Linked DNA regions of Homo sapiens: region 1 is linked to region 2. Evidence: chromatin loops called from intact Hi-C (ENCODE). Cell type or tissue: heart left ventricle. All regions are shown on one strand. Links, peaks and the distances in the headings refer to the core of each region. The heading gives the core; the rest is flanking DNA. Region 1 overlaps PLXNA4 (plexin A4). Region 2 overlaps PLXNA4 (plexin A4).

Evidence for each region. Hi-C counts contacts between places; a loop is a spot of excess contacts. Peaks named below come from ENCODE experiments on the same cell type or tissue, not always from the same donor. Only the 100,000 strongest peaks of a DNase experiment are listed, where the experiment ranks them.
Region 1: a loop joins it to region 2, with 2.4 times the contacts of the local background. A loop is called at or near these places in 23 of 110 quality-filtered maps.

The regions. Positions count from the first base shown.
Region 1 is chr7:132,318,948-132,334,764 of GRCh38, forward strand. The region is part of intron 3 of PLXNA4 (plexin A4); the gene reads right to left. Among named protein-coding and RNA genes, the nearest start is that of PLXNA4-AS1, 25 kb to the right of the region's middle. In heart left ventricle, for the core only: no CTCF peak of the experiment used is centred there; a DNase peak (open chromatin) is centred at 9,240; H3K27ac peaks cover 978 bases.
Region 2 is chr7:132,386,893-132,402,709 of GRCh38, forward strand. All of the region lies in intron 3 of PLXNA4 (plexin A4), which reads right to left. Among named protein-coding and RNA genes, the nearest start is that of PLXNA4-AS1, 42 kb to the left of the region's middle. In heart left ventricle, for the core only: a CTCF peak has its summit at 7,589; a DNase peak (open chromatin) is centred at 5,844.

The DNA of each region.
Region 1 (15,817 bases), core at 4,803-12,802, 66 kb before region 2:
GGTGACTCCAGTCCTGTGACGCCTGGCCCCGCAGCGCTTGTCAGGACTGGTCCAACCGTGGAAGGGAAGGCATGTCCACACGCACCCCAAGGTGGCCCACATAGAGGTCCTGGGCAAGGCGATATGGAGGAGAGCCATCCAAAGGCCCTTCTGAAACCTCCTCTCCTCTCTTCCATTCTTCTCTATTTCCCCTAATCTAATCTAGAAAGGGGGAAACCTACTAACGTTTCCTAAGCACATGCAGCATGGTTTTCAGACTTAGCATAAAACCCCTGCAGAGCTTGTGAAAATGCAGCTTCCCAGGCCCTGTCCACTGAGACTCTCACGCAGCATGGCTGAGGTGGAGCCCAGGAACGTGCATTTTGAGTAAGTGCTACTGGTGATTCCCATGCAGTCCCCAGGGAACTCCAAATTGAGAAATAGAAAACTAGCATATTCCAGGTGCTGTGATGAGGGCTTCATCCTAGATCTGTTCTCAGGGTTCCTTGTAAATTATAATTCTCTCCACCTGTTTCCTACTCTAGGTCTGTTCTCAGGGTTCCTTGTAAATTATAATTCTCTCCACCTGTTTCCTACTCTAGATCTGTTCTCAGGGTTCCTTGTAATTTATAATTCTCTCCACCTGTTTCCTACTCTCCAAACACATTGCCGCTGCACTCCTCTACCATGAAGTTTTGGCTCTGCATTCTTAACGGACAATTTTGCTGTTTCCTTATGCTAATTTCCTGGTGCTCTGAGATCACCGGACTTCCTGCTCCAGAAGCAGGTTTTCTCACACTGCCTCCCTGTCATCCTAACCTTTCTTTTATTCCGTGTAAGTTCCTGAAATGCACAGTGCCTTACCCTGCCTTCCCAGCCATGGGGCTTTGCTGGAGCCGTGCACGGCAGTACCATGCTTCCCCACCTCTCCTATGCTCTCCACTTGCTTCCTTCCCAGTCAAAGGGCTCTGCTGGAGTTCTGCAGGGCAGTGCCATGCTTCCCCACCTCTCCCATGTTCTCCACCCCTGCCTTCTCAGACACCTGAGTTGGACTGCCCTGGTGAACATCTCCACAGTCAAGCAACCTGGAGCTGCACCTACAGACATGTGCAGAGGACAGGCATCTCCCTTGAAAGTCAGCATGACACAAGACCTACCCACAGTGGTCATACTGGGCGCTTTTAAGATGGCAACACAAACAAACTCTGAAAACCCAGTGTATTCATTTGCCGGGGGTGCCATAACAGGTGACCACAAACTGGGTGTCATAAAACAACAGAAATGTATTCTGTCACAGCTCTGGAGATTAGAAGTCTGGAATCAAGGGGCCGGTAGGGCTGAATCCTTCATTGCCTCTTCCCACCTCCAGTGACTGCTGGCAGTGCTTGCTGTTCCTTGGCTTGTGGCAGCATCACTCCAATCTCTGCCTTTGTCTTCACATGGCCCGGGTCTCTCTGTCTAAATTTCCCATTCTTTTCTCTCATGAAGTCACCAGTCACTGGATTAAAGCCCATCCTTCATCCTAACTTGATTAGATCTCCAAAGACCCTATTTACAAAAAGGTCACATGCACAAGTATCAGAAGTTGGGACTTCAGCTTTCCCTTTGGGGAGATACAGTTCAACCTGCAACACCCCACGAACCAAAGATTCTGCTTTCACTTCTTACCTCCTGCCTGGAGAGAGGAGAGCAGAGTCTCCGTGCTTCTCCAAGCACTGAATGACCTTTCCCATGAATAAAGCTTTTGCTCTTGGTGGATGCCATATTGGAAGAGGTTAAAGCAAGTCAGCTTTGGGCTTCCCTGAGTGCAGTGGTTCTCAGAGTTTGGGCTCCTGACCAGCAGCATCCGGGAACTTGTTAGAAATGCCAAATCTCTAGCCTTGCGCAGACCTACAGAATCAGAAACTCCAGGGCTGAAGCCAGCAATCTGTATTTAATAAGTTCTACAGGTGGTCTGGATGCATCCTAAATTTTGAGAATGACTGCTCCCGCGGCAGGGCTCACAAGGGCATCCCCAGCAAGTTCCAGCCACTGACTATGTCGTTTGTTGCCCCAAATCTCCCTGTTTTTCTGCCCTCCGGTTCCTGGCAATCCCTTGCCAGCTGCCCTTCCTTGACGGCTGTCAGATGCCTGGCACATCACCTGGCTCCACACTCACCGGCCAGCTTCCCAGCACTGTTTTTCTCCGGCTGCCTCTCCTCACCTGGCTCTCCGTCCGCCACCCCCTCGCGCTTACTTGCATGCCCTCACTTCCCTCTGACTCTTTCTCCTGACAAAGAGAAGAGCTTGGCAGGGGTTGGTTAAGTTAACTCTGATCACACAGAAAACAAACTGTTATTTTTCTGTCTGCCAAGCTGCTGAAGGCAAGGATGTCAAGCCCAGGATGTGTGTGAATGTAAGATCTACAGTTACCCTAGCGTGTCTGTGTTCTAGGCAAGCTTTTTTTTTTTTTTTAAATCGTGGTCCAGTTCCCAGGGAGATACCAGTGACAACCTCTTGGATGCTCATTGCGCTGGCTGTGACAGTCTCTGTACACATTCCCTGACCCAGGGAATGAGCAACTCCCATAAACAGCAGACGGTGGGTCACCTCTGACATCTGCTGTCCACATTTCTGATCCCCTGGAAGGCCTTGTTCAAAGCAACACTGGGCTGAAATGTTGGTGCACCATGTGTGTTTGCCGTGTCGGTGCACATAAGCAGACAGACCTGCAGGAGGCAGACAGCCAGGCAGGAGGGAGCCCCGGGGGACACGTGGACACATGTTAGAGTCTGGTGAACATTCAAGACAAGGTTTTAAAGATGTGTCTGTGGTTGAGGGTGGGGAGGGGCAAAAAGGAGGCCCTTTGGAGAGGGCCAAGGTGCATATATTGGGGAGCCTGTATGCGGGTGGCCACCCTCCCAGGAGAGTTTCAAGTTTCTGGGGAGGAGGGAAGCCTGGGTGGGGCGGAGGGGGCATAGGAAGTCCTAAACTCCACCCCCAGAAGAAGGTAGAAATTAGCAGAGTATCTGGGCAAGCTACAACCCAGTTTCCGTGCCTTTTTTGTCCCAATCACCAAATTGGGCACAATTATAGTAGAATAGCAGTGAGAAAAAAACAAACAGTAAAAATAAACATGGTAAGTGAAAAGGTTGGAAAAGGAATGTGCCAGAGAAATCTGGAAATCTTTGCATGCAGGCACTCGGGTCTGAGACACACTTTCCATTGGGTCTGGAAACCAGGTAGACCAAGGCTAGAGTTCAATTTCCCTAAAAGGGCTTTTTTTTTTTTTTTTTTAACAGAGTCTCACTCTGTCACTCAGGCTGGAGTGCAATGGTGCAAACTCGGCTCACTGCAGTCTCTGCTCTTGGGTTCAAGCGATTCTTGTGCCTCTGCCTCCCAAGTAGCTGAGATTACAGGCATGTGCCACCATGTCTGGCTAATTTTTTGTATTTTTGGTAGAGACAGGGTTTCACCATGCTAGCCAGGCTGGTCTTGAACTCCTGGCCTCAAGTGATCCACCCGCCTCGGCCTCCCAAAGTGCTGGGATTACAGGCGTGAGCCACCGTGCCTGGCCAGAAGGGTTGCCTTTTTCATTTCTGTCTCCTAGATGTCACATCAGGTTTTAAGAGGCTGTGGCTCCATTCTTTATCCCACACAGCAAGAAGGTAGCATGGCTAAACATCCTGGTGCAATTTCAACCTCTCAGGACCATTCTCTAGTTTCAAACCCCAAAAAGCACCTGGCCACATAGGTGAGTTGCTCCGTCACTATCACTCATTTAGTTGGAGACACTCATCTCCTCTTAAGCACCTCCCGTGCTGTATGTATTTTTAAACTATTGTGACTTATTTTGCTTTGGAAATTTAGGAGATCATTGGGTCACTCTTTGAAACAACCAGAGATGCTCAGGAAGAAAGGGATGTCACAAAACCAGGTTTGGATACCACTGTTCTGGGGTTCGGCTTCCTGTGACTTAAGAGATCTGTTCAGATTTTAAACAGGACAGCTGATCCACTATCTCACTGGGTCCCCTCTAGGCAATATAAGCCAGAGAGGCCTTAACATCAGAAATACAAGGGTTGGGGAGGGGTGGTGCACATTTGTATCAGTGTATTCTCCTTTAGCACAGATGAAATACACTGGGTGACATAATGGAAATTCACAGAGGGAAAAGATCCGTTGGGGGAGAGACTCATAACTCAGGTGACCACTGAACTGTGATCCCCACGAGTTCACCTTGTCCAGCCTGTCTTCCCTTTTGCCCTCTCCCCACCACCAGGCCTTAAATCACCTGTACATGTGCATTGCTGGGTGCCAGCAGATGATTCATGAAACTCAACAGACAGATGCCCTGGTGGGCACAGGAAACCGAAGGATTGAGAGACATGGGTGTGTTGAAGTGCTAGCAGTAACAGCCATGAGGCTACACAGTCCATTAGGTTTTCATTTTACAAAGTAGAGTGTACTTGCATCATCTCATCTAATCCTTCGAGTGATCTGAGGAGTTAGGCATTATTACCTCCAAAGCCTAAGAGAAAGTGGTAAAAGCAAAGCCTTCAACAACAAAACCCCAACCCAGGAGGCCTGACCTGGGTCCACCTAAAATCTCTCAGGACAATTCTAGGCACTCTCCCTCCAAAATAGGTCTGCTAGATCTTCCTCCTGCTCCACGGCTCTGCTGTGCAAGGTGTCACCATGCCAGGGAGTCTTCTGACACGACTCTCCCAGGCCATGGGTGAATGTTCCACTTCCAGGCCACTATAATGTCGACTGTCCTTAGACTATAGCCATGCTTCTGGGTTCTGCAAAACAATCTGAACCCAAGATTGAGAAACCTGTGATATAATATACAGATCTGTCATGTGGAGGAGACTTGCAGGTTTGATTTTTCTCACTGTTTAAATATCTGGGTGGCTGCAGGAAAGATACACCACCCTCTGTGCCTCAGCTTCCTCGTCTGGAAGTGAGGGCCTCATATCTCTGTGGTTTCTCCAAGCAGAAATGATGCAATTCTACATGAGGTGCAAACTAATTTGGCTACAAATCATCACAAAATAGGCCTAAGGATGGAGATGGTCCTGGACCATACCGAGCTAGGCAGGGATCATCAGAGACAGGCGAACAATGGGTAAGGAGGGCCCTGGAGCAATTTATCCTATTTACAAAAATTAGGCTCTATCTAAAAACTTAGCAGAGAACTGCAGACAAGGATGTTGACCAGTGAACCCAAAACCGGATGCCAAGATCCTTCCAAGAAAGTGAAGGGAATGAATGAGAAGGGAAGAGGAAGAGAAAGCAGACAGGAGTGAAGGGAGAATGGGAGAGGAAAAAAGAGAAAAATTTAAAAGATCTGCCGGTTTGACACTCACATGAAAATGTCCCAGCAGATTTGCATTTCCTAGTAATAAATATTTTGTGTTTACTTATTGTGACAGAGTTTGCATGTCATGTAATCACTGTTTCAGTTCATTTTCCCCCCAATGATAGATTGTGATAAGTTGGTTGTTAATAATGCTACAATTTACCTAACAAATTTTGAGCTTGTAATACAGCTTCATTAATATGTTTAATTTATCGTTACAGTTCCTTCAGGTTAATGGTTTGAGAGTATGTTGGAGTTTAATCTGAATGGCTATTATAAAGTGCTTGTTTCTCGTTAAAATGTAAAACTGAGATACCCAAGATTTATTTGGGATAAACCAGCCAGAATAAATCTCCCTCTTCTTTGCATTGGGAAGGGAATGAGGGTCGGCTATTAAAAAGGCTAAGCATTGGAGAGCCCCTTCAGGTAAGTTTAAAGTAATTTTGCAGATTAAACATCCTTTCCCTAGGGTGAATGGGAGCGATGCCTGAGGCCAGAGTTTAGCCTAGAAGGATTCTCTGGATGCTGCAGAAAGGTAGGGACATCAGAAATGGGGTGATAACTGAATTTCGACAAAATACAGTATAAGCATTGCAGGTGACTGGAAAGGTATCTGAGTGTTGGGTGATGGGTTATAGAAAGCAGAATCCACAAAGATTAAAATCAAGAACACAAGCCCCCTGAAAAGCACAAAACAGAGGAGAGCAGCCTCCTCTTCTCCAGATGGAATTTTGGCAGCATCCTCTGGCTGACAAACTTTCACAACACTCCTGTAACGCATCAGACACCTGCCCCCACCTGCCTTCACCTCCGGGCTCCTCATACTGGTTTATTCTTCTGGGTAACTTTTAGCTTAGTTCAGAAAAAGAAAGAAACCCTCATTCTGTGGCTCAAATTTTACCACCCAACTGTTCAAGTGGCTTCTAGGGTGCCTAACAGTTTCTCTGGACCTGGGGTGTGAACGAGGTTGCCTCAGAGCATTGAAGAAGCTTCTGGATACGGGGCCATCTACATTTAGTGAGTTTGTTGATAGCTGAAAAGCAAGAGTAGAATTCTTGCCATTTGAATAATCAGGGCCCCTCTGGACAAGTCTCTAGCACCCAAGGGCATCTCAGAAAAACAGTTGTTATGGGTTGAACTGTGTCCCCTGAATAGATATGCTGAGATCCTAAGCCCCAGTACCTGTGAATGTGACTTTACTTGGAAATAGAATATTTGCAGAAATAATCAAGATAAGAGGAATTGATTAGGGTGGAGTCTACACCATATTACTGGTGTCCTTAAAAGAAGAGGAAAATGCCATGTGGCCGATGGAGGCAGACACTGGAGCAATGAAGCTGCCAGGCAAGGATGGCTGGCCACTACCAGCACAAAGGAGAGGCAAGGAAGGGTTCTACACAGAGCCTCAAGGAGTGTGGCCCTGCTGACACCTTAATTTCAGACTTCTAGCCTCCAGGACTGTGAGAGAATAAACTCCTAATGCCCCAGGCCACCCAGTTTACAGTGTTTTATTACAGCAGCCCTAGGAAACTGACACACGTAAGCCCAGTGGGTCACTCTTGGCACTACAGGGAGACGTGTAAAGGCAAGGGTGGGCATGGATCTTACAGCAGGCAGCGGATTCCAACACAGCTGAAAGCCAGGACACAGTAGCCCTTCCTACCCACTGTCCAGACCTTGTATGATCCTTAATCCTACGTGTCAACCTGACTGGGCTGCAGGGTGCCCAGACAGCTGGCTAAACTTTATTCTGAGTGCACCTGTGAAGGTCTTTCAGATGAAATGCATGTTTGAGTGGTTGGAGTAGTGCATCAGACTGCCTTCCCAGTGAGGGGGGGTCTCTACCAATCTACTGAGGGCCCGAATAGAACAAAAAGGTGGAGGAAGGGAGAATTCCCTGTCTCTGCCTGCCTGTCTTCCAGTAGGGACATTGGTCTTCTTCTGCCTTTGAACTTGGACTCAGGCTGGAACTCACACCATTGACCTCCCTGGCTCCTCACCTTGCCAACTCCAGATGAGGGAACTTCCCAGCCTCCATAGTCCTATGAGACAATTCTTTACAACAAACCTCTTTATGTATGTAAATAAATGAACACACACATACACACCATCCTACTGTTCCTGGGTTTTGGTAGAATCCATGTGGAATCAGATGCTCTGATGCCCTCGAATGGTGGCCCTTGGTGCTCCCGTGGCCTGCATGGTCTGGCCCCCTCTCTGTCCTACTCTTGCCCCTGCTCATTTCCCGTCCTTCCCCTTGCCTTCCCACTGTGCCTCCTCTGCCAGCCCCTGCATCAGGGCTGCTCTGCCCGCTTGGATGCTCTCTCGGAGAACCTCACAAGGCTGGCCCTCGCTTCCCGCGGCCTTGCACCCCCATGGCATCTTGGAGAGGCTTCCCTGACTCCGAGTGCTGATGGTTCCCATTCCTCTAACACATCTCTGTGCCCTCACCCAGTGTTATCTTTTTTTATATAACACAACCTGAAGTTATAGCTGTTTATTTAGTGTGTGTTTCCCCCATAGAAACTAGAAACTCCCTAAAGGCAGGAATCATGTCTGTTTCACTCCCCACAGTGTCTGTGCCCAGTGCCTGGCTCAGAGCTGGTACTCAGTAAGTGTTGTGGCAGGAAGGGAATGGGGAAAGGAAGAGGGAGGGAGGGAGGGAAGAAAGGGAGAGAGGGAAGAAGGAAAGGAGAAACAGTGAGAAAGGAAGGAAGCGAAGGAGGGAGGGAAGGAAGAAAAAGAGGGAAGAGAGGAAGGAAGAAAAGAGGGAGGGAGAGAAGAAAGGAGGGAGGGAGAGAAGAAAGGAGGGAGGGTAGGAAGAAAGGAGGGAGAAAGAAATGTGGAAGGAAAAGGAGAGAGTGAGAGATGGGAAAGGAAAGAGGGAGAAAAGGAAGGCAAAAAAAAAAGAAAAAAGAAAGGGAGGGAGGGAAGGTGGGCAGCTTTGCAACCCCAGGCTCTAAGTGCACCATTCAAAGATGGTCCCTTGGGTCTGCTCATGCCTGGAGCATCCCATAATTTGACATTTCCAGGGGTAGGTTGCAATCTAAGGGTCAGAAGTACTGAGAAATAAGTTAGTCATGAAAATTAAGATTAAATATATAGATTTTTTAAGATAAACTTTTACTTGAAGGTTCAGGGAAGGTCATAATTGCTTATTATAAAATCATATAACATATGGAGTCTCCCATTCTCACCCCTACCCACAAACCTTCTGAAGTGGCAGGTTCTTCCAGAATAAGATCCATATATAACTTGTCTGCCTGGAAAGCTAGGTCCTCTCTGACTGAATTTCATTTGTCACCCTTATAACACCAAGGTCGGACACCCATGCAAAATATGCATCAAGGTTCTGCTATGCCCTGGGTTCTCGGACACAGAGGTGAACACTGTGTGAGGAAGGTCACATCTGGATCCCGCATGATTTATTCATCAAAGTATACCAAATTGAAATCCTCTCATAAAATTATTCATATGTGAGTTAACAAATCTCTAAAACAGAGCAGAGCACACGGTCCATTGTGCCCTGTGTATGAAGAAGGGACACAAAGCCAGTCTCAGCAGCAGAGAGATTTTCAGCAAGTCCTCCCTCCACCAGCCTCCTCCCCCATCACTGGATGAGGAGAAGGTTCCAGTCCTTCCCACTGGTCCCTGAGAACAGGGAGAGCCGCCCTGTGTGGGGACACAGGTGAGCTCCTCTGCATATCTAGAAGGAAACCAGCGGCAGGGTGCAAAGAGAACTTCCAGTCCCCATGGAAAGGGTGGCCGGATGGACAGAGCGCTGCCTTTGAACTCTCTTCCTCGTTCCGCTCTGGCAGCCCATTTTCCTTTAGGCGTCTGACCCTGCTAATGGGGACTGAGTTTCCACGTTAAGTGAAGGGGTCACTGGGTCGGGCGGGCGCTGGCTTCTCTTCCTCCTGACAGATCCATAATTAGAAGGAGACAGAGCATTCAAAGAGGAGTGTTGGCTCCAGGCACATCCTCGTCAGCCTGTCAAGCAGAAGCCTGTTCTCCATGAGCTATTTTGAGCCACCTTCTCAGCTGCATTTCTGATCTTCTCGGCCTGTGTCACCCTCCCCCACCCCATGGTCTTCCTCCCACCATGTCTCTGCTGTGACATCACTGAGGCACATGGGCTTGGCGGAGGGCTGGACAAAAAGGGCATTCTGTGCAAGATGCCTGGGGCTAATAGGAGCGGGGGGGCCTCCTGCCCCTGCCCCACACCTCCACCACCTCTGTTCCAGTGGAATCAGATGTAAGAATCAGAGGGCCTGGGCTGTTGACTCTGGGAGCAATTATGACCAGGGCCATGAGGTTCAACAGATTCCTCGCCTTGGAGAAATAAAGGGTAATCACTCCTTAGAGAGGACGTCATGGTGGCGAAACTGGAATGCAGAGCAGGAGAGCATGGGCTTGGTCTCTGCCCAGGAGCTGCCCTGTAGGATTTCCAGGCCCGGGCAAACCAGGTGGGATCATAAGGACCTATGCACACTCCAGGAGTCCCCAGTGCTCTACTGATCACTCCCTCTGCACCGCAGGTGCTCTACAAGCATGATTTCCTGTCCTGCTCATGGCAACTCTGAGAGGGAGAGACCATTGCATATGAGGAGGGGGTGTCTTCTCAAGACTCAGCCACCAAGGATGTCCCATCTGGCCTCAGGTTCACAAGGTCTGGGTTCCTGGGGAAGCTGGGTTTGCTTGATCTGAGGCTGTGGTTCTCAAAGCGTGGTTCTGGCACATCGACATCACTTTTTCAAAATCCAGATTCTCGGACTCCCTCCAGACCTACTGGATCAGACCCTCTAAGGGTGGAGCTCAACCGTCTGTGCTTCAAGGAGCACTGCAGGTGATGTGGATGCACCCCTAAGTTTGGGAACTGCTGCCCAAAGGACACCTTTTTGTCGGCCCATAACATAAATCTCTAGGACAAGTCCAAATGCCCCCACTCCATGCCTTCCTGTAGGTGGAATCTGTCTCTTGAATCCAGCTCCAGCCTTACCCTTTTAGCACTCACCCCAGGCTGTTCTGGGGTCTCCCCATCATTTTTGGGAATGCTCGCCCTCTCCCTGTCTCTGGTTCTTGGAATGAATTTTTATATCTTTATGTGTGTGTTTCCCTCATTTTACAAGAAGAGAGTGAGTGCCTCCTGTTTGTGCCCCCCAGGACTCTGCCCAAGGGTGCTCAGCCCTGTGCCTGCCAGGGCCCCAGGGGTCCAGTGGTTGTCACACACTGCCTGTGCAGAAACCAGGGAGAATTGATTAAGCACCAGCCTTAATTGTGGCTGCACTGCCTGAGAGCTGGCAGCCAATTCCAGCTGCTTTTCCTCATCTGCATCATGGGCCTCCAGCTCCTTTGGATTTTTTTAAATTATCAAAATAATAACTCACAAGTCCTTTGCACCAGCCATTCTGAAGGGATAGAAGAACAAAGAGGAAACAAACGGGTTGACTCCTTGTCTCTGGGGGCCCTCAGGAAATCTGGTGATACTGATGATTCGTGGGGCCCCAAAAAGAAATGAAGGCTCCCAGGTTCTTGTCCTGCTGCCACTGAATCTTTATCTGGTGACCTAGGCCTGGTCATTCTGAGTCCCATGATGAAGATCTTCTGGTTACATAATAGGGAGGATTCTACATTAGGCAACAGGTATTTTTTGAGCTTAGAGAAGCCAGGTGCTGTCCTGAGCACCACGTACCCTGTCTAAGAGACCTTAACTCTTTAGAAGCGTGCTCTCCGTTGTGTGTTGAGAGCTGGCTGAAATCCAGAAAGTGCCACGGACATGCAGGAGGCAAGGGGAGGAGCACAGGGCAGATTTCCCTGGGCTGATTTTTAGGGAATGAGTGGGCATTGTGAAGACGGAAGAGAGAGGGAACAGACTAGTATAAGGCACAGCCAGTGCAGAGCCACCGAGGTGGGAAGGACCTGGATTGTTTGGGGGCAGTGAGGTGCTCAATTTGGCTGGAGCTGAGTAGGGACATGGTGGGAAGAAGGTGAAGCTGGAGGGAGAGTCCCTCGCAGTGCTGGCCACCTTACATCAGGAGACCTCTGGGACACCAGCAGTGACCTAATCAATTGCTCACAGTGGCAGAGTAACCATCAGAATCAGGATTTCAAGCCTTTCCAGTAATCACTGAGTAAAATATAACCCGCTCACCAGTGAGTGATCCAGAAGGGACAGAAACAGAGAAAGGGCGGAAAAGGTCCTCAAGCCTTAAAAATAAAACTTGTCTTCTGTCCTGTAGGAGTCCTGAGTACTTCTTTACCGCACACTTTAAAATGTGAAAATGTAAAGAAGTTGGCTAAGCCAGGGCATTGCACTGGGGATCCTGCCCAGGCCCCAACTGTGTCTGCATCTGGCTGTAGGAGGGGAGTGGCCCAAATGGGAACTCTTAGGGAAATGACATGGCTGGTCAATGGCTGAGTGTCCCAGCTGTGCTATGGGTCTGATCTTGAATCTACTGGAATCACAAGGATGGACATGTCCAAGGTCACAGACAGCACCACTGACCCTGGCAGCCACCTGGTGAATGTGACCCTGTGCACCATGTATCCCTACTTATCACAAAAGCAACATCTGTCATAAGGGGTTACAGGTGCTGCTTACAAACATAATAAATATGTTTTTCTAAATAAAGAAGGCTGACCAAGGGCAGGAACAAAGCAAAGTTACTCCTTTTACTATAACCTCCCTGGTCACCTTTGACTTCCAAGCCTGCCAGTCATTTTTCAAGGTTCAAGGCTCCATTCGTGTCAAGACAGAGTAGAGAGTGAGGGTGGGATGGGACAGTGGGGAGGGGCCGCTCAACCCTGGCAGTAGCAACAACTCCTTGGCCATGTTAATGAGCAGCTTTGTTCTGCATCACCTAGCTGTATAATAACAGCAGGAATTAATACAACCACAAATTAATAGCACAGAAGAGCAATCAGGAGGCAGAGATACATTCCTAATGGGCTCAGCTGAGAGCAGGAGGAAGATGGATATGGGAGCATCTCCCTGCCTTGGCCCCTGAACCTTGCCAGCTGGGGCTGGCAGAGGGGCTGAAACACCGCTGCACACAGCCTCACCTTTGCCAAGGACAGAGGGTTTGGCTCTGCCAAGGGTAATCAGGGCCTGCAGCCTGTGCTGCAACCTCCACCTGCTCTTCCCAGTCAGAGCCACTGGCCCAGGAAGGAGCAAGACACACAGCTCTGCTGCTCAGGGACCTGGGGCATCAGGTCTGAGTCTTGCCCATGTCACTCCCCAGGGAAGGTGACAGCATCTCTCTCAATTGCTTTCCTCCAGATCCTGTGGTTATAGGGAGTGGTCAGGAGCAATTTTCTATTAGGTCCAAGTGAACAGCTCACTCAGCCATTGCATGTAATAATAACCTCAAAGTGCACAGTATTTTTCTTATAATAATTATAATGGTGGCTATTGCTCTCGGGCTTTCCTTCCAGGCCACCTCTCCAGGGGTCCCAAAGCACCAGCCCTCTGTCTCACCTGTCCCAAGCACTATGGTTGAAAGAGGTGATAGGCAGAACCAGTGTGCCCTGTGAGGTACAGGGCGGGTTCTATAGGATGGGGATTCTTGGTCCCATCCTCCCCATCCTACAGCCACTGCTGTGGCTAGAGACATTAATGCATCTGTGAGAAAGTGGAAGGGGCCCTTGAGTGTTGAGATCTGGGTCCTAGACCCTGCTCAGATAAGGCATCTGGACAACCTTGGACAAGGCACTGAACTTTCATGGACAATGTGTATATCATCTATGTAAAATGCAAGCTCTGAATACACGACTTCTAAACTCCCTTCAAACACTCACATTTCATTAACAATAAAGTCATTGTTCACTAAGAGAACATTCTGAAGCCATCTGGAATTCTGCCTCTTTCCTCTGCCTTCTTGTACCTGTGAAGGGAGTGGAAGGAACCCATGGTGCCCACGTCGAGTGTGGAAAGAAGCCTGAGATGTTTAGGCCACGGAATGGACATCATTTCAGTTGAAACTTTGGGCAATGCACTACCAGGGTCACAGCCTTTTCCTATAGTGTTTCTGGGACCTGTCCGCTCTGAAATCAGTGTGCTTCTTCTCCCCCACTGTCCTTTTGTGACTACTGGTCTTCATGGCTATGTTTGGAAGCAAGAACATCTCTATCAGGTCTTGTTTAACTTGAGCCTTGTCCCGGCTGGCTGAGATGGTGCGAGCTAGGGAAGCCAGTGGGAAGGGCGGGAATCATCTATGGGAAGTTGGCCAAAATCTTACTAAGGAACTGGGATTCCTAAATCCCTCACTGGGAGAATTTATTCCAGTATTATTCCATGGGCTGGGCGTGGTGGCTCATGCCTATAATCTCAGCATTTTGGGAGGCCAAGGCGGGAGGACTGCTTGAGGCCAGCAGTTCAAGACCAGCCTGGGCAACATAGTGAGACCCCATTTCTAAAAAAAAAAAAATACAAAACTAAACTTAGCTGGGTGTGGTGGGCGAGGGCCTGTAGTCCCAGCTACTCAGGAGGCTGCAGTAGAAGGATCATTTGAGCCCAGGAGTTGGAGGCTGCAGTGAGCTGTGATCATGCCACTGTACTCCAACATGGGTGACAGAGTAAGCCCCTGTCTCAAAAAAAGAAAAAAAAAAAAAAGGACAGGACATCCATGTTTATAGACAACAGAAGTAAAAGTTCCACTTATCTATGACATGAATTCTGATATTTTCCCTTCTTTCTCACTCTCTCTCTTACTCTTTCTTGCTCTCTCTCACTCACTCACTCTAAAATAAAATGCTGTTTACAACCCACTAAACTGCTTTCATGACACATTAATGGGTCTCACCCTGCAATTTAAAAGTCACTGGGTGAGATGCACTCCAAAGGACATTCCTGGTTTCTGATGCTGTGGTCGGAAACTAGGATAGCAGCTCTCTGACTCCCTGACTCCTCCCCATCAACTTGTTGCCCTGCAGCGGCCATCCCTGTGTGTGGCTAGTGGGGAATTTGTGGGAAGGGGTCTCCACAACTGGGGCTTGTTGAGGGACTCCCACCCAATGACAATTTGGCACAGGTATGCAGAGTAATAATGGGCTCTCCCAGCTCCCCTCCATGCTGCACCTACTCCCAGCTCTGAGCTGGAGCTCCCGTGCATCTTCAGCCAGGAAGAGGAAGAGGGAGGTGGGGAGGTGGGAAGGTAGCAACAAGCACCAGGCAACCATGAGTAATCTAGGCCAGTGCCAGTGCCAGGGGAGGTGTGATGGGAGGCACCTGGGCCTCCTCCCCTGACTCCTGCTGCTGCTGACAGCCCCACTGGGAGCTGCAATGGTGCTCTTAATTGTGCCTGCTCCTCAGCTGCTGGAGGGACACGGCCACTGTGGGGTGCAATCCAGGAGGTGTCTGGGTTTGGAGGGGTGCTTCTACCAGAGGGCAGGGCTGCCAAAAGATGAGAGGCAAGGCTTGGGGCACCCCAAGAGACAGTCCTGAGAAAGAGACATCATTCCCCTTCAGTGAGGAAAATCAGCTCCGGGCCCCACTTCCCAAGGGTCCTGTGGGGATAAGACACTTCCAAAGCTTTGTCATAGGCCTTGTCTTATAAACACTGCCAGCAACGCTTTTGAGCGGGAGGGACTCATTCCAACCACCAGCCCTGCTGATTTTTTCTCTCTCTTCTTTCTACACAGGAAAACTTACCTTCCTCTCCGGGGTCCTGGAAGACCTACTTCTCCATGTTTATAAGGTCCTTTGAACAAAGCAGCATTTTGTACACATATTTAGCTGCTGTTGTTATGCTTATTAAATGTGTTTAATAATTGTGATGATTTTATAACATCTGTAACTTCTTTGTTTTACATTATATGTAATCTCCTTAATGGAACTCTGTAGCCCAGTGTAAAACACGGAAGCTGTAGGGAGGGGGAAATAGTCATATTTTTGCACAGAGAAGTCTCATGATTATATTCAAACAGAGGTGTCTCCTGGTGCTTTATAAGATTTCAGATTTCTTTTCTTTTCTTTCTTTCTTTCTTTTTTTTTTTTTTTTTTTTTTTGAGATAGGGTCTCACTTTGTTTCCTAGGCTGGAGTGCAGTGGCCCAGTCGCAGCTCACTGCAGCCTCAACCTCCCAGGCTCAGATGATCCTCCTGCCATAGCCTCCCAAGTAGCTGGGACCACAGGCATGCACCACCACACCCAGCTAATTTTTTTATTTTTTGTAGAGACGGTGTCTCACTATGTTGCCCAGGCTGGTCTCAAACTCCTGGCCCCAAGAGACCTTCCCTCCTCATCCTCCCAAAGTGCTGGAATTACAGGTGCCCAGCTTACAGGTGCCCAGCTGAGACATTTTTCTTACTCTAGAGAGAGACACTGCAGATTCTGTGGTGATTGCAAACAATGAGGAAGTCACAATTCAGGGCCTGCAAATGATATCTGGGCCAGAATCAGGACGGAACTTCATGGGTTAAACAACAAGGGGGAATGGCGGCCCCTAAAGCCCTTCTCCCATTCATGTGGATAATAGTTGTACTAGACATGAAACGC
Region 2 (15,817 bases), core at 2,979-10,978:
TTGTTTTGAAGGGCCATTCTGTAAAATTTCCCATCTACTGTAGATGGATACTTTTGTCAAATACTAGAAGAACAAATTACTAGAAGAGTGAAACTTGAAGCTGCAAAATACAAATGCATTGAGTATGTGCTGGGATGTTGCATCAATATCAAGTTGCTGTATACATTTCTAAATGCTCACTCTCAATGTCTGTACCTATCTCAGCACAGGCCACTAACAACTCGTTCACAGAGTATATGCTGAATTGCGCTGGTCTAGATCCTTGCCACTCAATGTGTGGTTCAAGGACCAAGATCATCATCATTACCTGTGAACTTGCAAGAAATGCAGAATCTCAGGCTCCACCTCACACCTATTGAATAAGAATCTGCCTTTGCATAAAATTCCCAGGCAATTTGTATGCATGTGAAAGTTTGAGATGTGCTAGAATAGACCAGGCTTCTGAGCTAATAGATTATAAATGTTTTCTTTCCACTCAACCTTCACGATGTCTTTGAGTAAAGGAGATACTCAACGTTGAAGTGCCTTAACTAAGTTGGAGAGCAGAGGGGGATGTAAAAATTGGCAGGGTCTGCAGGCTGAAATGTTTTATGGGAGTTGAGTAACTGGCAAGAATGAAGAAGAAAAGCTGAGAAAACTGAATAGCCCATCTGTCGCCAGGTAACTCTATGGTTCAGAAGCCACCAGAGAATTACGGCACTCACTTGCCAGATCCAAAGGAAGCCCAGGAGAGTGAGCACAAAGGGTGAGAGACATTTATGAATCCAGTATTGGGAAATGGGCATTGCACCAGGATGAAGCAGAGAGCCCAAGGTCAGGGTGCTGGAGGAGACAACTTGATTCTGTAATGGAGATTGTGGGCGGCCCACGCAGAGACAGCAGGATGTTTATTTAGATCTTGTCTACTTAGCTGGTTGACTGGCTGCAAGTTTGATTATCATTCACCAGGTCTCTATGCCCTCAGCCGGAACCATGTTCCTAATCTGCTTGGCCATTAAGGGCTCTCTGAACCCTGCTCTGTCTCCAGCATAGAGCCAGAGAGGCTGGAAGCTCCCCGGGGTCTCTTTCTGCACCTCCCTCCCGCGGCATGTCTCTGCTTCTGTCTGGGACTGCAGGCCAGCTTCAATCAATTCCCACCGACCAGCAGCCCAGATCTTAATTAAAACATTCAACCTGCACACAAGTGAGGAGAGTAGTCACAGCCCCCTCAGTCCAGCTGAAAGGAAATCACAAGGAATATGTACAGATTCATAAGAGACTTCTATCTCAGGGTGCAGGTGGGGTACAGCCAATCCCTGGTTCCCTTTTCGGAGCACTCCCATACACCTGTCCTCCCTATTCCTGTCTCACCTGCACTGTGACTGTCACTTCGATCCGACTTCCATAGGAGTTCTCTCCCCTTCTGCCCCAAATCACTAAAACACAGAGCTGGGGAGACCCTGGAAACTGAGGACCCCCAATGTTAAGTATCTTGCCCAAAGTCACCCAGCCACATTGTGTCCCTGCCTGAGAGTAACAAGAAAATGCATGATTTGTAAGTCAATCATTCATATTAGTCCCAGTCACCAGATATTCCACCACGATGATAATTTTGTACTTATTATTGTATTGTAATAGTCTACCCTAACTAACAATTTTGGTTCAGAAAAAAAAAGGTCTCCTTATTAATGTCTTTTCTGTGTCCTGACCATGTATTTTTAGCAATCCAACTAAGGGGTTCCAGCTGTTAAACTCTTTGAAGGATAAGTACGTATGAAGAGTTTCACCCAATTACTTCTCCCAGGGGTCCTAAGAGGCTTTGGGGCCTTAAGTTGGGACTACATTGGCTTCAAGGGTGGATAAGACAGAAACTGTCTCAACCTTTGGGTTGTAGAATTCAGGGTGGGATGAGCTCAAGCCTGGGGCTCATGCCAGCCCTCCCTTCCAATTCTACAAGATTCTAGGAAGCATTAGCCTTCATTATTCTATTCCTCAAAGCAGGGCTTCTTTCTGGCAAGTCCCATAACATGAGAGGAGCCTGAATCCCACAAGCCATGACTGGCAGCTCAGAGCAGAGGCGTGTCCTTCACACAGCTCTGGCTGGAAGAGACAACATTCTCAAAAGAAAAGGGCCCCACTGATGACCAGTGATGATGAGCTTTTTTTCATATGTTTGTTGGATGCATAAATGTTTTCTTTTGAGAAGTATCTGTTCATATCCTTTGCCCACTTTTTGATTGGGTTGTTTTTTTTCTTGTAAATCTGTGTAAGTTCTTGTAGATTCTGGATACTAGCCCTTTGTCAGATGGATAGATTGCAAATATTTTCTCCCATTCTGTAGGTTCCTGTTCACTCTGATGATAGTTTCCTTTGCTGTGCAGAAGCTCTTTGGTTTAATCAGATCCTATTTGTTGTCTATTTTGGCTTTTGTTGCCATTGCTTTTGGTGTTTTAGTCATGAAGTCTTTGCCCATGCCAATGTCCTGAATGGTATTGCCTAGGTTTTCTTCTAGGGTTTTCATGGTTTTAGGTCTTACATTTAAGTCTTGAATCCATCTTGAGTTAATTTTTGTATAAGGTGTAAGGAAGGGATCTAGTTTCAGCTTTCTGCATATGGCTAGCCAGTTTTCCCAACACCATTTATTAAATGGGGAATCCTTTCCCTATTGCTTGTTTTTGTCAGGTTTGTCAAAGATCAGATGGTTGTAGATGTGTGGAATTGTTTCTGAGGCTTCTGTTCTGTTCCATTGGTCTAGATATCTGTTTTGGTACTGGTACGATGCTGTTTTTGTTACTATAGCCTTGTAGTATAGTTTGAAGTCAGGTAGTGTGATGCCTCCAGCTTTGTTCTTTCTGCTTAGGATTGTCTTGGCTATGTGGGCTCTTTTTTGATTCCATAAGAAATTTGAAGTAGTTTTTTTTCCAATTCTGTGAAGAAAGTCAATGGCAGCCTGATCAGGATAGCATTAAATCTATAACTTACTTTGGGCAGTAAGATACCATCTCACACCAGTTAGATTGGTGATAATTAAAAAGTCAGGACACAACAGATGCCAGAGAGGATGTGGAGAAATAGGAATGCTTTTACACTGTTGGTGGGAGTGTAAATTAGTTCAACCATTGTGAAAGACAGTGTGGAGATTCCTCAAGGTTCTAGAACTAGAAATACCATTTGACCCAGCAATCCCATCACTGGGTATATACCCAAAGTATTATAAATAATTCTACTATAAAGACACATGCATATGTATGTTTACTGTGGCACTGTCCACAATAGCAAAGACTTGGAACTAACCCAAATGCCCATCAATGATAGACTGGACAAAGAAAATGTGGCCCATACATACCATGGAATACTATGCAGCCATAAAAAAGGATGAGTTCCTATCCATTGCAGGGACATGGATGATGCTGGAAACCATCATTCTCAGCAAACTAACACAGGAACAGAAAACCAAACACTGCACGTTCTCACTCCTAAGTGGGAGTTGAACAATGAGAACACATGGACACAGGGAGGGTAACATCACACACTGGGGCCTGTCGGGGGGTCGGGGGCTAGGGAAGGGATAGCGTTAGGGGAAAACCTAATGTAGATGACCGGTTGATGAGTGCAGCAAACCACCATGGCACATGTATACCTATGTAACAAACCTGCACGTTCTGCATATATACCCCAGAACTTAAAGTATAAAAAATAAAAAATAATAACAATAAAAAAGAAAAGGCCCCCACTGAAAACACAGCCATCATTAACTTCTCTGTCTGGCAAAGCAAGCCCCAGGATGTGCCACATCATGGCCCCCGCTTCTTCTCTGCCCCATGAGTCCCAGCCCCCTTCTGCCCACCAACCACTCTCCTTCTTGTTTCCTGAGACACACCCAGCCCCACCCTGCCTTTCAGCAGGCACTTGCACTCCTTGAAAGTCCCAAGGAGCTTGTACTTCCTCACATTGGTTGGGCATGAGCTGGGCTAAGGCCTTTCTGTTCTCCTTTTGTGCTTCTAATGTTGAAAAATGATGTCTGTAATAAGACAGTAAATTCTTTGCTGGTGACTCAAAAGCCGGTAAGCAGAGAAGGCAGTGGATGGGAAGGAACGCAGAGGGCAAACTCTAGTTACTTCTCCCCATACCACAGCATCACAGTCTTAGGGAGTTTCCCTTTTGCCCCATCCCTTTCGAGTAAAGCAAAGGGATGATGGAATCTAGTTTCTGCTTCCCCTCAATGCCAGTTAGCATTAGTGGAAAGGAGAGTCTGTGCCCAGCCAGGAGGACGGAAGGGTACCAGCAGCTGGCAGGAGCAGGTATGTGCACGTGTGTGCATGAGTGTGTGTGGCCATGCTGCAAGGTGGCATCAGGTAGGTGACATGGGAAATGCAATGCCCAGCATCAGTCTCAGGGCAGGAGAACTGGGGCTAGGGGAATCCACTTCCCTTCCCTTACTCGATCTCCCCCATAGTGACTGGCAAAGCATGTTGAAGAAGAAGTAGAAACTCCTTGCATTTGTCTTCTGTTACTGGGGACAGCTTGTGCTGATATGTTCTAATTACTTCTCTGGTTCACCCATGTGAACTAATGGGCAACCTCAAGGGATAGTGCAGGATCCTGGGGCTAGCCAAAGTAAAGCACCCTTACAACCCTTTAGCCTGAGGGAGCAAAGAATGGGGATGTTTATTGGAAGCTGAAAGGAGAATCGTGTAGGGCAGATGACTTTGAGAAGTGATCTTAGGTAAAGGATGCAGCCAACCCCAGGCTACCCAGCAGGGGTGGACAGTGGGTTAGGGGGGCAGTGCTAAAAGTGGGGAACCAGTGTGAATTAATCTCCAACCTCTATCCTTTCCATCCCACCAGTCTCCTGCCGGGGTCCTCACTGTCCTGTTCATCCAGTAGTCAGAGGCCAGGGAGGCCACCGAGGCAGACTCCACAATCTTTGGAGGGCACAAGGCTCTGGAGCATGAATAAAAGATTCCTGGAATGGCTGGGCCCGGTGGCTCACGCTTGTAATCCCAGCACTTTGGGAGGCTGAGGCAGGTGGATCACCTGAGGTCAGGAGTTTAAGACCAGCCTGGCCAACATGGTGAAACCCCATCTCTACTAAAAATATGAAGCATTAGCCAGGCACGGTGGCAGGTACCTGTAATGCAAGCTACTTGGGAGGCTGAGGCAGGAGAATCACTCGACCCTGGGAGGCAGAGGTTGCAGTGAGCTGAGATCACACCATTGCACTCCAGCCTGGGCAACAAGAGTGAAACTTGGTCTCAAAAAAAAAAAAGAAAAGATTCCTGGAAGAAGCACACATTGGTGTGCATGGGAATTACTCATTGATATTTCTGTCCTACTAGAACATAAGTTCCTGGAGGGCAGCATCTATGTGCCAAGGGCATGATGGGCCCTCGATAAATATTTATTACATTAACAAGAGTATATATGAAGAAATGAAGGAATGGAAGGGCATCATGGAGGGAACAAAGCTAACTAACCTTCTTGTAGTCTGTAAATGTGCACCTGCTATCAGGAGGCCCCAGCCTGTCTTTCAGACTCACTCTCTGAAAAGTGCGGACACTGTTTCTCCCAATCTGTCCTCACAATCTTTCCAGGGCTGCCACTCCCTGAGTTTCCCAGGTCTCCTGGGTTCACAGTCATGATACTCCAAGCTGGCAGGAGGCTCACCCCTGGCAGGTGATGCTCCAGGCAGGTAGCCGAGTGCCCCAGAGGCTCTGGCAGTCACTGTCTGGCCTCAGTGCTCTTCTACAGTGAGGTGTGGCGCAGAGCTGAGCATCGCGCATTGCTGTATGCCCTGTTTCACAGTTACTGTGGCAACAGCCAGGCTTCAGCCTCGCCTAGGTTGTCCTGGGGAGGATGGGCCGCTGTTGGAGGCTACAGCAATCCTGTGAGCCACAGCCATCCTGGTCATTGTGCAGGTCCAGGCATCTCAAACCAGGGAGTAGACACAGACACTGGAGTCCTGCTGAGCCCCAGGCTGGCCAGGAGACAAAACAGGCGTGATCATTCACAAAACCCAGGAGCCCTAGGAGATGCCGCCTCCCTGTGTCCATCTGAGCACCCAGGCCCTGCAGCAGAGGACCTCCTCCGGTTGGCACGAAGGCGCTTCACAGCTTCCTCTGCAGCCACGCCTTACCCCATCCCACCCTACCCCATGCCCCAGCCAAATAAAACTATTACAGTTTTATTATACCAATTGTCAGTTTCCTCCTCCGAATTTTCTCATGCTGTTCCTCATCCTTTTCGCTGGAAATGTTCACTTATCCTCCAAGGCCTAGCTCATGCTTACCTTCTCTATCAGCAACATTGACCCCCAACACCCCCCCCCACCACCACCACCACTGACCCCAGCCCCACCCACCCAAGAAGACTCTCCCACTCCCCATTCTAGGCTCCTACAGAGGGTGATAAATCCCACTCCCCTGCCAGACTGTGTCTCTCATCTGATTATCAGCCCAGCACCTAAGGCAGTGAATGGGTACCTTGATCATGGTACCCTCAAGAACCCATGATCCAGAGAGGCTGTATTGGCTTTAACCTGGGTGTCAAACTAAGGAGTCAAGAGCAAACAGCCCCACATATGAACCTGGATTTGGGCATGGCTGATTATCATGGGAGCACCCTTCCTCCCAACAAGCTCATCACTCAAGTCCTACTTTTGTTAGCTAAACATTCATTCATTCATTCATCTGAGAAATATTTAGTAAGCATGACACTACACAACACTGTGCTAAGCACTGAGAATGCAGAGTGCAGCAAGACATAGTCCCGGCTCTCTAGAAACTCCTAGGCTAGGAGGAGAGACAAAAGAGTAAGTAGACATGGCAAGGGAAGTGGAGAGGATGGTGGGAATCCACAGAAGAGGCCCCTGATTCCATGTAAGAGAGAAACTGGACATTTAGAGGCTTGAAGTTCAGCCTGGATGAAACTAGCAGAGCGGGGCGGCACCAGGACACTAAGCCATCTTCAGACCATGGCAGCAGAGCCCAGGCTTGACTCAGAAGCGGGGCTGTGTAACAATCCAGGCTTTTCTGCCAACTTACGACAAGACTTATTAGAGATTCCAGGCACAGTGGTATTGAGACACAGACCACTAATTTGCACCCCACCCTCTTTTTTTTTTTTTTTTTCGTATTAACTGGCATCTCTGCCTGACCTTCCCCAATCCTCTGACAGCCTGGGAGTTTGCCTGGCTAGCAGCCATCCAGATTTCTTTTTTTCTCCAAGCCCTGGCCAAGACCCAGGATACATGGGAGAGGGGGAAGGGAACAGTTTGTGCTCATGCAAAGCTTGCTCTTGCATACAGCCCCTGGGCCGGGATGGAGCCGAGTTTCCTCTGAAGCGGGGCCCAGCCAGTAGAGCTGCCTCTGTCCTACCCCCTCGAGACACCCAAGCCGATTTGGTGCAGATGGCACCAGCAGATGCCAGTCCCTAGGAGGGTCCCTCCTCCCTAGCTAATGAGGGGAGCAGGTGAAGGGACCAGAGAATGTGATCAGGAGTGAGAAGTGAAACAAACACTAGATTAAGAGTTAGGAACCTGGGTTCTAGTCCCAGCTCTGCCACAAATAGGCTATATGACTTTGGGCAAGTCACTTCACCTCTCTGACCCTAGGTGTCCCTGTTGTCTGAGTCTGTGATTCTAGCTGTCAGAAGTGCAAATACTGCTTTAAAAGAAAGGAAAACTGGGTTTTCACTTCTGCTCTGTTGTTAACCTACTGTGTGATGTTGGGTAAATTCCTTCACCTCTCTGGGCTAAGATTAGCCATCTTTTAGAAGTCACATCGCACGCAACATGCAATTAAAACTGAGTTAATGTGAGGCCAGGGCCATGAATGACCCAGGAAGAAATCATGAGAATCTATGAAGAACCTTTCCCCACTTTTTCCCACTGTCCTTGCCCTGGGATTCTAGTCATGAGGAAGCTGCTGGTCCACCCACTGCATGTGCAGTCCTGCTCTGAGCTCCTGCCCTTCCTCCCGCACTAAAAAAATCTCTCTGCTTCGCCAGAATTCTCTGAGGCCATCTGTGGCTCTGATCCACCAGTCAGGTGAGCCGTGGGACCAGCCCTGGGGATTCTCAGCCTTCAGGGATCCTGGGCCTCATCACATGCAGATGTAGTCCTGCCTTTCCGGGGCAGGTGTGGCTGCACACTCCAGCGAAAGTGAAGCTGCATCTCTCTGCAGCCTTACAGCAAATGGGTAGCCACCACAGCTGCTGATAAACAGCTAGGGGAGCCATTGGCCAAATAACCCACTTTTCACACCTGGAAATAATGGGGGAAACACTCAATTAGGCATTCAGGTGTAGGTCTGGACTGGAGTGGAAGTCACAGCCTGCCCTCCAGGCTCCTAGAAATCACTGGTTTGAGGCTGTTGCAGGATGACAGGACCATGGGTTTTATGGGGGCTAGTTGGCATGGCTGAGGACAAGGGGCTGGCTGGTGACCATTCAGGCAGAAAGGAAGATGAGGAGTGGGGACAAGATGAATAAGCACTTTCTTTAGAGTCTGAGGCCCTGTGAGAGGAAGAAATCAATGGAAACCTTGGGAGGGACCCCAGAGAGAGTCCTGCTGAGAGAGGGTGTCGGCCAGATAAATTTGATGATGCAGCACTGAGTGGGGGCACAAAGTCCTATTTGAAGTATTGCAGGCAGGCTGGCACGTGCGTCCCACCTGTGCATCTCATGTCTGGCCATGTGGCCCCTGACATGCTGCTGGGCAGAACCAGGGGGAAGCAGCAGCCAGTTAAACCCTGGCACCCATGCAGGCAGCCTCTGATAGGCAAACAGCCTGGAAGCTGGGAGCCTCAATTAGCCTCTTGGAGAGAGGGGAGAGTATTACTTGATTTTCTTTGCCGCCCAGAAAAAGCAAGAAGTCCAGATGCAAGTGCAATCCATGACCACTTGCTCTAGAAGGAATGACCAGGATCCCCATGGCCGGGAAACAAATGATGAAGCCAGTTAGCAGCCTGATTCCAAATTAGAGTTTCTCCCATTATACCTATGCCTGTACACATGTTCAAGACACAGAAAGCTTTCACTGTTTGGGGGTATTTTGTTTTCTCACAAAATATGGGCAACTGGTATCCCAAGAGCTGCCATAGTTTGGTGAGATATAAATTTCTGGTCCTTTAAGCCTCACTGGAGATAGACAGTGATGTTGCCTGGGGACTTCCTGGGACACACAGCTGAACAAAAGTAGGGGTAAGGCAAATGTACCCTAGAGATGAGGAGCTGTGGTCAAAGTGATCACATCAAGAGAAAGCCTTCAGCCAGCCCCCTGGGATATCCCCACAATGGATGGGCAGAAAGGACTCTGGAGACTCAGTACAGATACTGAAGAGTATGCCATGCTTTGAAAATTGGGGAGTTCATAAAGGGAATGGGGAGAGCTGCAGGTTCCCTAGGTATCTATGGAAGTTTCGGAAAGAGATGAAGAATAGCCAACACATATGTAGCACTCATATAAATTAACTCTAATTTTCACAACAGCACTGTAAGATAAGCACTATTTTTATCCACACTTGATAGATAAGGAAGCTAAGCCACAGAGAGGTTAAGTAGCATGTCCAAGGTCGAACAACTGATTAGTGGCAGGGCTGGACTTGGGTTTTGGGTTTTTTATTTTTTTTGTTTGTTTTTGAGACAGTCAACCCCTATCACCAAGTATGGAGTGCAGTGGCACAATCTCAGTTTGCTACAACCTCCGCCTCCCAGGTTCAAGCAATTCTCATGCCTCAGCCTCCTGAGTAGCTGGGATTACAGGTGTGTGCAACCATGGCCGACTAATTTTTTGTATTTTTGGTAGAGGACGGGGCTTCACCATGAGATGAGGCTGGTTTCAAACTCTTGGCCTCAAGTGATCCACCTGCCTCAGTCTCCCAGTGTGCTGGGATTACAGGTGTGAGCCACCGCGCCTGGCCAGCAGGGCCAGACTTTGAACCTCAGGAGGCTTCTCCCAAAGCCTGTGCACTCTTAACCACGGTGCAGTGCACCCTCTCCAGAGTGAAGCAGGATGCTCGTTTCTTTAGGGAAAGACCCTGCCTTGGTGTGGGAAATAGAGCCTCCAGGGGCGGCCCTGCCCCACACCTGCCTGGGGCCTAGGGAAATCCTGCCCCAAGATCCAGACCCAGACACCTGCCACTCTGACAGCTGGCACAGGGATGGGGGCTGGGGACATCACACCACCCGCATTCTCTGCAGGGATACCCAGCCATCCATTTTAGGCTAAAAGCCTTCTCCGCATCTCAGCCTTCCCCAAAATTTTACAAATACTAGAAGATAAAAGCGCAGGAACCAGCATGAATGAAGTTGGTTTTTAAGAGACAGTGTTTAACATCAAGATCCTTCTGATGTGAGTAATTTGGATTCTGATGCAATTCTGGATTGTTTGTTGAATTATGCATCAGCAGCTTCTGTTGCTGTAAAAAGCACCACCGTCACTCGAGCTAATCTGAAACCTGCAGCAATGAAGACAGTTGGGTTCACAGTTTGGATACTGAGATGCGTCTTTGATGATAGTGAACCAGCAGAAGGAGAGAAACAGACACAAGGGCAAGTGGAGAGCAGGTAGTAGGAAGAATTGGGGGAATGAGGTAGGATTAGGTGCTTTATTTACCACACACTCATGAGAGCCCCATGCTGGGAGAAAGAAAAGACCCAAAGAGGTGAGCAGATATCAGCTTCCCCCAAATCCAGGAAATTCCACAGGATACAGAAAGACAAGAACAGAGAGAACCAGGGATTCATTCTGGCAAAGGATGAAGCAGCTCCTAGACTGTCAAATGCCCACTGTCTCTACCACCTGAAATATGATGCTCTCCTTCAAGCTCTTGACCTATGCTGGGGGCCTTCCTACTGGGCCAAAGGCCATCATGGTCATCATTATTAATTATTTTCTCAGTGTTTTAATATGTATTTCAGGTTGATATCCTTATTTAAAAGCAATAGCTAAGGACAGTATGCCTATTTGACGAAGGGCACAGGGGAGAAAGGTGATATACCTAAAGTCACACAGCTGCTTAGCAACCGGAAGGAAATTGGAATTCCAGTCTCCTGACTGCCAGTCACCTTCTCTTCCATCACCCCAGGCTTTGCCATCTCACTATGGAGGCTCCCAGGATCTCTGACAACCCATCAGACCCACTGCTTAGGCTGGGAATGCCAAGTCCCATGCCTGGAGCAGTAGAAAGCAAAGGCACCAAAGCCCCAAGCTAAGCCACCTAGTCCAAAGCCACGCTGTGCCTCTAGCATGGTGTGTCCCTGAGCAAGTTATGGAACCCTTGGTGTCTCAGTTTCCTTATCTGCCATAGACGCCTGATAATAGTTCTTGCTTCATGGAATGAGATGATCCATTTGAAACCTTTGGATCAATGCTAAGCAGAAAATAAATATAACCTGCCATTTTCATTATTGATATTCTCCTGTGAAACTGTTGTGACTTCAGAGGACTGATCCCAAAGCCTGCCAGGAAGACCCTGCTGAGTGTCCCGCTCTCCTGAATAGCCCATGTCCTCACTATCACAGGTTCTATTCGTGTCGCAACAAGGAACCACACATCCAAGGCAGCCAAGCCAGGAGGGCCCTGGGTGTGCGGGAGTCAGCTCTGTGGAGATGCCGTCCATGCCCGGTCTGACGGGAACCCCAGCTCTGCGTTTCTCCTTTTCATGAAGCCAGTGAGCCAAAACCACCCTCCTGGGCTGGCCCAGTTTAAGAGCCTGGGCTCCAGGGACGCAGGGAGGCCCCTCAGCCCAATTATAAATCAATCTAGCAGCACTCACTGAGGCCATTGCCATAAATGGCTCTAAAAGCTCAGCCTCTTTCGGCCCAATAGGCTCAGGGCTCCAGGATTAATGAGCATCAGCTGCCGGCAGGCTGGTGGGGACAGATGCCGACCTAATGAGCACAGTGGCCCAGCCCTCGCCAGCTCGAGGTGGACAGGGCTGATGAGCAGGTGTCATTGTCATGATGCCCCTTTGCCAAGTGTCACTTTGAAAGGGAGGGCTGTTGTCATCAAGTGGCATCTTATTACCCCACCTCAGGACACCCACAGGAGATTCTAAAGGCTGTCCACAAAGATGGCCTTTGTGGCTGCCACCTCCACTCCTCAGCTGGCCCTGGCACCAGGTTTTTCTCAAGGCCTCTCAACCACAGGGCTGGATAAGGGTTTTAGAATCCTGGGCATCCCCTCCCATCCCATGCCATCTGATTGGTGCTGCATTAAAGTACAGAGGTCCCTGCTAGAATTTCCCTCAGTCACGTCTCTATTACACCCACGGGCTTCAAGTTTGCCTGGAGTATTTACACACAGTTCTGCAGATTCAAATGGATTCAAATGGGCGCAAGGGCTCAGCATCACACTGGTCACCAAAGGGACACAACCCAGTCCCTGCAAGACATATCAGCTTGTATGTCAGTCAAAGACACAGGCCTTAGAGGGACTGATCATAAGCATAAAACATAGCAACAACAAAAATAGTCATGATCACTTCTTCAGCATTTATTTTGTGCCAAGCACTGTTCCACGCTCTTTATATGTGCTGGCTTATTTAGTAAATGTGAATGAAAGACTCTGAATAATAAGAGTCACGTTATATTAAGGCAGTCAATGCAGGTGAAACAAAAAAAGGAAAGATCACTTCGGCTGACTGGAGAAATCAAGAGAGGCTTCATGGGGGAGGCGGGACCACACTGGTCCTAGTGCAGTCTGGGAAGAGTGTTCCAGAAGCAGAAGCAGGCACACCTGGGCAGGGCTACAGTGAGTTTGCTGAAGGTCACACATCTGTGCTTTGGAGGGCAGAGCTGCAGGGCCACAGGTATATTCAATGTAGTGGGTTCTGGCATCTGAAAATGTTGTTAGGATGAAATTTCAAAATCAGGTTTTATTCCTGATGAAAGTAGACTGCTCTTAACTGGGGCTTCACTGCTTCTTTTCCATTTCTGTTTGGAGTGTGATTTTTTTAAGGTAAGATGTACACGCAATGAAATGTGCAGATCTTCAGTGCACACTTTGATGAGTTTTTGACAAATGCCTTCACCTGTGTAACTAACAATCCAATCGAGATCTAGAATACTTTCATGGGCATGAAAGGGGAGGAATGTGACCTTTGTGATCAGATGGTCCCATACCTACATCTTCTGGGCATTTGTAAGTTGGAATAAATCAAAATAATCAACTTCCTCCCTTACCCCACGCCAGTCCACCTCCTACCCCCGGAGAAAAAATAAAATAAAATTCATCCACATCTAAACAGACAAATGCCTACCTAGTCTGTCTGTGTATTTGTTACCTTTGTGCCCCAGAACCAAGCTTCATACCAGGCACAGAGTGAATGATCCATACGTGTTTCTTAAAAAAAGGAATTAACATCCTCAGATTAAGGTCTCCCAGGAAGTAAAGGACTCCACTTTCTCTAAGTTCCCATGTGACACTGACAATTATATTTTCCTGTCCTCTCTGTTGAGATTAGGAAGGAGTCCCTAGGAGGATGCAGAAGAGTATCCTTTTGTCCTGTCTCCTACCTGTCACCCAGACTCTTGTGTTCTCTACAGCCAGTCCATCTTAGGCCTCAAATTCCATATGTTTGACAAAATCAAGCAGGTAGTTCAAGGTGCTCGTCTCTCCTCCCAGCTATTCAGCAGACAAAATCTGTGACATAATGTACCCCAGCCTCAGACACGCTCACCCTTCTTTCCCAGGCCCTGTGTGAATGGGCCAGGCCACTCCTTGATAGTTTTCAGGCAAAACACATGAGAACACTCCCAGGAAAGAGAAGCCTCCAGGGGTACCATCCGTATGCATACCACGCATTTACTTCCTAGCCTCACCAGCGTTTTGGGTGTGGCCACAGCTACTCCCCAAACCTTTCATCTTGCAAGTCCCTAGATGTCCTCCTCGGGAAAGCTCCCTGCGCACAGCTTGTGGGAGACTGCAGGCTCATAAACAGCATAAGCCAGCATTCCAATCAGATTATTTCTCACTTGCAATATTGCACAAAGAGAAAAAAATAATGCTGAACATTCTGTTCGTGGAAGAAAAAATAGCAGGAGAAAACTGTCACATTGTTTGGTCTATTTTCAATTTCATTCCCGAGCCCTGCAAATAGCTATCTGTGCAAGCAGGCCAGAAGAGGACTCCAGCGACCTGACATGCACGATCTCAGATCAGGTCTCTAGGGCCTGTGAAAAAGGGAGAGACCTTTGGCTGGCACATATCTACACATGTGATAAAATTGCACAAGACTAAATACACACTCGCCAATGCAAAAAACTGGTGAAATCTGAATGGATAAGCTTGGTGGGTTGTACCAGTCAATTTTCCATTTGTGATATTGTACTATAGTTATGCAAAATGATGCCACGTGGAGGGGAGAACTGAGTGAAGGGTACAGGAACCCCTCTGTACAATTTATTGCAATTGCATGCAAATTCACGATTATCTCAAAAGGCAAAGTTAAAAAAATGCGCTTCCAGTGTCTGATTTAATGGGACTAGGTTGCAGCCTGAGCATCAGAGTTTTAAAAGCTCCCTAGGTGGTTCTAATGTGAAGCCCAGGCTGAGAACCTTTGCTCATGAAGGTTGGGAAGGTGAGACACACACATGAAATCCAGAAACAATCAGCATGTGATACAGTACCAAAAGCTTCATGAATACTTGTGGAGCAAATCAGTGAACTGCTGAACAGACGCATAAGGTTAGAGGAAGTCCGGTAGGATGAGGGAAGACTTCATGGTGAAGTGGAACTTAATCAGGACGGGGCATAAGTGGAGAATTCAGAGGACGGGAAAGGGCCCTCTAAGCCAATAAAGAAGGGCTCAGAGATTGTGTGGCCATACTGGGGAGGAGGGGAAGAACTGAACTTGGGGACAGCTGAGGAGTGAAGATGGATAAAACTTTTCATAATAAACTGGCTCTATCCCTGTGCTTAGACGAGTGGATCTTTCAAACACCTGAACCAGCTCTAAGTCCCTGCAAATTGCCAAGAGCAATTTTCAGCAAAAAGCCAATTCCCCAGAAGGCACTTGGCATCTCTCAGATAAGCAAAAGAGGGGGAGGCTGGAGAGGCTTCAGAATATAGTATCGATGGGTATAAAAGTAAGCAGTCCTTGTCATGGTTCATGTCACTTTGCCTGACTGCACTTCAGCTGGCCTTAGATTCCCCAGTCGAGAGCCCAGCCAGGTGCTAGAAAATACCAGAAATGACCCGGGAAAGGGTAAAATGGAAATCTCAAGCCTACATACCAAAGCGAATGCACTTGACTCAGCAGGTCCCTAGAGTAATCATGCAACACCTCTTTATTCTTATTTTATACACAAGTCTAATAAGCTTGAGTATCTGTTTCCAAGCCCGTAGCAAATTAAAAAGAACAAATTAAGTGGCAGCAGGAGAGCTGCATCAGACAGGATCAGTGACAACAGTGAGAAGTGACAGGTGCCAGACACCCTGACGGTAGGCGGGGAGACAGAAAGCTATAAAAAGTAACTTGGGGCACTCACCTAACATGAGGAAGCCACCCTAGCGAGGCACAGGGGCTCCATTGTAAAGGTGGAGAAAGAGCTTTAAGATACTCAAGTCCAAGTTCTAAATGCCTTGGAGAACATCTCTTTGCCTTTTCCTGTTATTAATTAGTCCAACATACACACAGGGGAGAGGGGCAGTGTGCTGCTGCAGGCTGCCACTATGGGAGGGGCAGCTGGCTAATCATCTTATTGCAGGAAATACCCCCTGCCAAAAACACAGCTCCCCTCTCAAAGCCTGCTTTCTCACCTTGTAGCACTGGCCACTGCCATCACAGGGTATGCAGAGCAAAGGACAGGCTGCTCCCGAGCCGCTCAGTCCATC